Linked DNA regions of Homo sapiens: region 1 is linked to region 2. The links are chromatin loops, found by intact Hi-C in ENCODE. Cell type or tissue: heart right ventricle. All regions are shown on one strand. Each heading gives the region's core, and the rest is flanking DNA. Links, peaks and the distances in the headings are about the cores only.

Region 1 (2,920 bases), core at 119-2,618, 85 kb before region 2:
TTTATTATAAAGGATACAACTCAGAAGCAGCCAAATGGGAGATGCAGAGGAGCAAAAAAGGAAGGGTAGCAGGTAGAGTTTCCATACTCTCTCTAGAAGCACGACCCTCCCAGCACCTCAACATGCTCACCAACGTGGAAGCTCTCCAAATCCCAAAGTTTAGGAGTTTTTATGGAGGTTTCATCATATAGGGAACCTCTCTCCCCCTTCCCAGAGGTTAGGGTTTGGGGCTGAAAATTTCAGGCTGCTTATCAAGGTTTGGTCTTTCTGGTGACTACCCCCATCCAAGAGCCTACCAAGAGTTATCTCATTAGAACAAGAGATGTTCCTATCACTCCAGAGGTTCCAAGGGATATGGGAGCTGTGTGTCAGAAACCCTGGGCAAAGACCAAATACATATTTCTTATTATGCCACACCACCATTGGATTAATTTAACTATTTTTATGAGAATACTCTTGTTAATTGCATTTAGAATAAAATACAAGATAAATACATAAAATATGTGAATAGTCTATAAATAGCTGGTAAGAACTGCTAGAATTGCATACCCTATGTGGGGTCAACCTTGTTATTTTGTAATAACTCATTGACTTCCCTGGGTATTACCCTGCATAGGATTATTAGCTCCCAAAGAGCGGGCCCAGTGACTTTTTGCCTTTTTATTGGCAAATGCTTGGCATAATCCCTGGCACATAATAAGTGCTCAATAAATATTTCCCAAATGCATGAATGAATACTATGGAAACACTGCAGTGGAAATGGTCCCACACCACTGCATTCCCGCCTGGGTGACTCTATTTATTGATTTATTTATTTTAGAGCCAGGTTGGCATTAATTTATTTTAGAGCCAGGTCCTTTCCCTCAAGAAACTATTGAAGTAATTGTGGGTTTTGCCACTGAAAGTAATGGCAAAACCATTACTTCTGCACCAACCTAATAGAAACCATTTGGGAAGAAAATAGAGACATGAATACTTAAATAATAATTCTTTTCACAACCGTCACAAGACAGAGATACCAATATGTGGTGAAAGCTCTTAGACTTTGGAGTTAACCTGGACTCTCAATGTGTGTGCTCACTGTGTGCTCTTCGGTGAGTTACTTCATCTCTCTTCACTTTCATGTCTTTTCCTGCAAAGGGTGCTTGTGAGAGACAGATAATTCAGAAAAAGAGCTTAGGGACAGCACCTGAAACAAAGAAAATGCTATCAATTTGAATCCCAAAAAGGATATCATTTTTGTCCTGAATAACACTGGAGCCAAGGCCAGAATATTTGTTTGGGTTAATAAGAAACAAGATTAATAATGAGAAGACGGAAGGCCTGTGTGATTTGGCATCCTGTGAATCTCGGAGGCTTAGCCTCAACCCAGCTGGGAGGTCTCCGGTCGTCAAAAGAGCAACTCACATTGGCAGCCCCTGCTGTGACACCAGGACCTTGGCGGGTCCTCCTGGGGCCCTGCTGTGAAGTGTTGGCTTGGGAATGACCCAGGGCATGGCTGTGGCTGAACCATCTCCAAGAAGCCAGCTTCTCTGCTTTTGGCTGGAGGGAGGTTTGGGTGTCCACTACTGCCAATTTCAGCTGGGCACTTGCCACGTTTTGGCAGCGAAGCTCTGGGAAAATGTGACCTCTTGTTTTACTATATTCTGCACAGGCTCATTGCCAGAGCTGGATTTTGGCCTGCACCATGGAGCTGGTGCACAGCAAGGAAGCAGTGGCTGCTTTACGGAGTGAGTGATTCATTAGCCTAGGCTCCACCCAAGTAGTGTCAAGCAAGCTAACGCTGCCTGTCTGGCCTGTCACCCCTACTCCAGCTGGAATATGGTGCCCACCCAGTAGTTTTCCCTTGCTGTCTTTGCAATACCATGAATTCAAAATGCTGAAAACAAGGCTCAGAGCCAAACCATCATTCTTCCCCTCAGTCCCATCCCTCACCCACCCTTTCCAAACTAACAAAAGTATGTTGCACTTCAGAAAACCAAACAAGAGAAGCCCAGCAGAAAGTAAAGGTGATGTGCCAAGGTGCTCAACCCTTGACACATCAAATTCTTCAACTGCACTCAAATGCTGACACATTTCTAGAGCATGACATTTTTACATAAAAATGAATATGATTATGGGACTCCTTTCTAAGGTTGCCCCAAATCTAGTTCAATGATGCAACCCGTTGCCCTTCCTGTCAATTGTCCATTGTTTCTTCTTTCTATTTACATAACATATTCATTTAAATTAGAATTTATTGTATATTTTATCTTTACTATAAGGAGACAGAATATCATGGTATTGAAGTCCAAGTGATAAAGTCTGATTGCCTGGGTTGGAATCACAGCCACAACACTTACTAATAGGTAACCTAGAGTAAGTTATATAACCTCTCTGTGCCTCAGTTGCCTCATCTGTAAAAATGGGATAAATGGAGTTTTCATGAAGCACAAATAAAATTATTCATGTAAAATACTAAGAGGAGCACCTGAAATACAGGAAGCTCTCAGTGAACACTTGTATTTGGTTTTGAGTATTTGCCAGTAACATTGTTATTCCCAAAACTTCTGATCAGTTATATATATCGTTACCTCTTTTCATTCTTTAGCTCTACTGAGTACAAATATAACAGGCATTTCATTCATTCATTTATCAAACTTTCTAATAGAAAATTTAAGTATTTTAACTTACGATGATTGTACTATTTAGGATTCTCCAGGATATATAGAGAGCTATCCTATATATAGGACACATATAGGAAATTTATAGGAATTGGCTTATGTGATTATGGAGGCTGAGAAGTCCCACAACCCGACATCTATAAGCTGGAGAACCAAGAAAGCCAGTGGTGTAATTTAGTGTACATTGGAACTTCAGCCTTTGGACTGAGATAAGGGGGTAATGGTGTCAATTCCAGCCCAAAGGCCAAAGAACCAGA
Region 2 (2,920 bases), core at 264-2,763:
GATGCAAGGCTGATAAGAATAAACAACTCTGTCAAGCATTCCAGGTGTCTAAGGAAACAAGAAAATGGGCTGGAGTTGGAGGTGGAGTGATATCAAAGAAAAAAATTTTTTTTAAAAGATGTAGTCTCATTCTGTTGCCCAGGCTGGAGTGCAGTGGCGCAGTCTCGGCTCACTGCAATCTCTGCCTCCTGGGGTCAAGCAATTCTCCTGCCTCAGCCTCCCAGGTAGCTGGAATTACAGGCATGCACAACCACACAGCTAATTTTTGTGTTTTTTTTAGTAGGGATGGGATTTCACCATGTTGGCCAGGCTGGTCTCAAACTCCTGGCCTCAAATGATCTGCTCGCCTCAGCCTCCCAAAGTGTTGGGATTACAGGTGTGAGCTACTATGCCCGGCCCAAAGAAGATTTTTTTTAACGAGATGGGCGTTATTATCTCATATCTGTTTGCTAAAGAAACAGTATAGCACAGAGAGGAAAAATGGCAAAGGAAAAACAGGGACAACTGTTTGATTAAGGGAGATAGGATGAGATCTAATAAATAAAAGAGAAGATACCTTGGAAAGAAGCAAACACAAAGAATTTATTACACAATTGTTTATAGTGGTAAAAAACCTGAAAATTAATAAAAAGTTTATCAGCAGGTACTGGGTAAGCAATTTAAGGGGTTTAAGTACAAAACAACAAAACATAATCATTAAAACTGTTAGTGAAGATTCTATATTTATTTACATGGTAATGCATGCACAATAAAAAGCAAAACGAAACAAAACAAAAACCAGCATAGTCAAGTCCTGACTAAAAATGATTAAAAGTGCTTTATCTACATAAGATTCGAAGATAGTTTCTGCTTTCTTCTTTATGATATTCCATATTATTTTTTACAATAGACACATATAATATGCTTAAAACTCTTTTCTCTCCTTAGAGCCACTGCCTAAGGCAGGCAGTGCCTCTCGCTGAAGCTCTGTTAGAGGCTTTGAATGGTGACTTAATATCAAGTCCTTTCAAGACTTCCTCCTTAACCTATCTACCACTCCCCACAAACAGCAATACAAATCCCAACTCTGCCACGTATTAGCTGCTTGCTTTCGAGCAATGTATTTAACCTTCACAAGCCTATTCCTTCACCCGTAAAATAATGATTTGAAAAATCTGCCTCAGAAGATTGCTGTGTGGGTCAAGGAAGACAATGTAGGTAAAGTGCCTAGCACAGTGCCTGGCACGTAACAGGTACTGAATACCAGGCTGTTGTTACCTGGGTGTGCTACCCTCGTGCACTAACACATTTCGAGAGGATGACAATGGGGGACCCTGCTCTTGCCAGTAGCAATGCTGCTGCCTTTGCTTTTTCCTATTTCTGGTGATGCTGTTCTCCTCTTGTCTGATGCAGGGGAATTTGTGAGAATAGGAAAAGAAAAAATTTCTGAGTCTTCTCACTCGCCCACAAATATTCCAAAATTTGGCTAATCCGCCCCCTAGTGGCAGACATTATAATTTCTGTCACTTTTTTTCCAACTGGAATTGCAAGAAAATACCCATAAAGGATTCATTTGAGATATTTGCCGCATCTCCTACTACCGGCCTTGTCACTACCATGTAAAGGCAGGACAGTGCCTAAACTGGCCCATTGCTTGCTTCCTTATGTTAAGGCTTTGAATGTCTTTCTTAAAATGCAAACATGCGCCTAGGAAGAGTAGTCTAACTGAATCCTTCAGCCTGAACTAGCTAGCCTGAAGGACGAGATGCAGAGTAGATGAGGGTCAGGAGAGGCCATGAGAGGCTAGCCATAAAGGTGAGTCATCAAGGGGGCCTGTGGCTATCTCAGGGGTGAGGAGCAGAAGGCACAGGTGCCAAAAATGCTTTCCCTGCTCCCTCAAAAATCATAAATGTTTATCTAGGAGTCATACCTTAGAACAGAGATGGATGTCATAAAACTAGAACATAGCTTTTTTTTTTTTTTTTTTTGAGACAGGGTCTCAAAAAGTTGCCGTGCAGTGGCGTGATCATGGCTCACTTCAGCATCTATCTCCTGGGCTCCAGTGATCCTCCCGTCTCAGCCTCTTGAGTAATTGGGACCACAGGCACATGCCACCACACCCAGCTAATTTTTTTTTTATTGTTAGTAGAGATAAGGTTTCACTATGTTGCCCAGGCGGGTCTCAAACTCCTGAGCTCAAGTGATCTGCCTGCCTTGGCTTCCCAAAGTGCTGGGATTACAGATGTGAGCCACTATGCCTGGCCTGGAACCTACCGTTCTTGAAGGAAAGGAATGCAAAATTTCCTAGCCCAAAAGGTGACTCTTTTTAACATGTTAGTATGCATTTGTGCTGGCAAAAAGACCCTTAGATTTTGAGTCAAAAGACCAGGGATTGAGTGCTCCTCTTGTGGTTGACAAGATGAGTAATAACAGGCAAGCTATTTAGCCTTTCTGAGCGTGAATTTTGTCATCTGTAGAATGGGCATGATGGTGGTAATTCTGCTCTCAGTGAAATGTGTATGGTTTTGTTTGTTATTTAGGTCTTCCTGAGATTGGCGTGCCGTGACTAGGGTTGAAGGTGAAAGAGGGACATTTACTGAAAAGGTACACACCTCTTCTGACCTGGGCCTGGCGGCTTGATGACATTAGATTGTGAAGCCCTTAGCTCTTTAATAAAGCTGAGGAGAGAATGTGCAGGATGCATAGATCCCTATCAGAGAGCTTGGGGAAAATCCCAAAAGTGAAATCCCAATAGTGAAGTCTTAGGAGCAAAGATGGGAGGGTAGAGAAAAAGAAAGTGGGGGAAAAGGCAGGGGCAGAATAGAAGCTTGAAACTTGCTAAGTATTACTGGAGATGAGATTTCAAAGAAGTAGGATAAGGGCTTTATCTAACGGAGAAAGGTCAACATGAGCCCAAATGTGGAACCCACAGACATGGTGT

The links. Peaks named below come from ENCODE experiments on the same cell type or tissue, not always from the same donor. Only the 100,000 strongest peaks of a DNase experiment are listed, where the experiment ranks them.
Region 1: a loop joins it to region 2, with 2.1 times the contacts of the local background. A loop is called at or near these places in 3 of 110 quality-filtered maps.

Annotation. Positions count from the first base shown.
Region 1 is chr11:93,566,034-93,568,953 of GRCh38, forward strand. No RefSeq gene overlaps it. Among named protein-coding and RNA genes, the nearest start is that of SMCO4, 24 kb to the left of the region's middle. In heart right ventricle, for the core only: no CTCF peak of the experiment used is centred there; a DNase peak (open chromatin) is centred at 1,628; H3K27ac peaks cover 1,260 bases.
Region 2 is chr11:93,650,783-93,653,702 of GRCh38, forward strand. No RefSeq gene overlaps it. Among named protein-coding and RNA genes, the nearest start is that of CEP295, 9.4 kb to the right of the region's middle. In heart right ventricle, for the core only: CTCF peaks have their summits at 1,476 (motif pointing left) and 1,678; no DNase peak of the experiment used is centred there; H3K27me3 peaks cover 1,215 bases.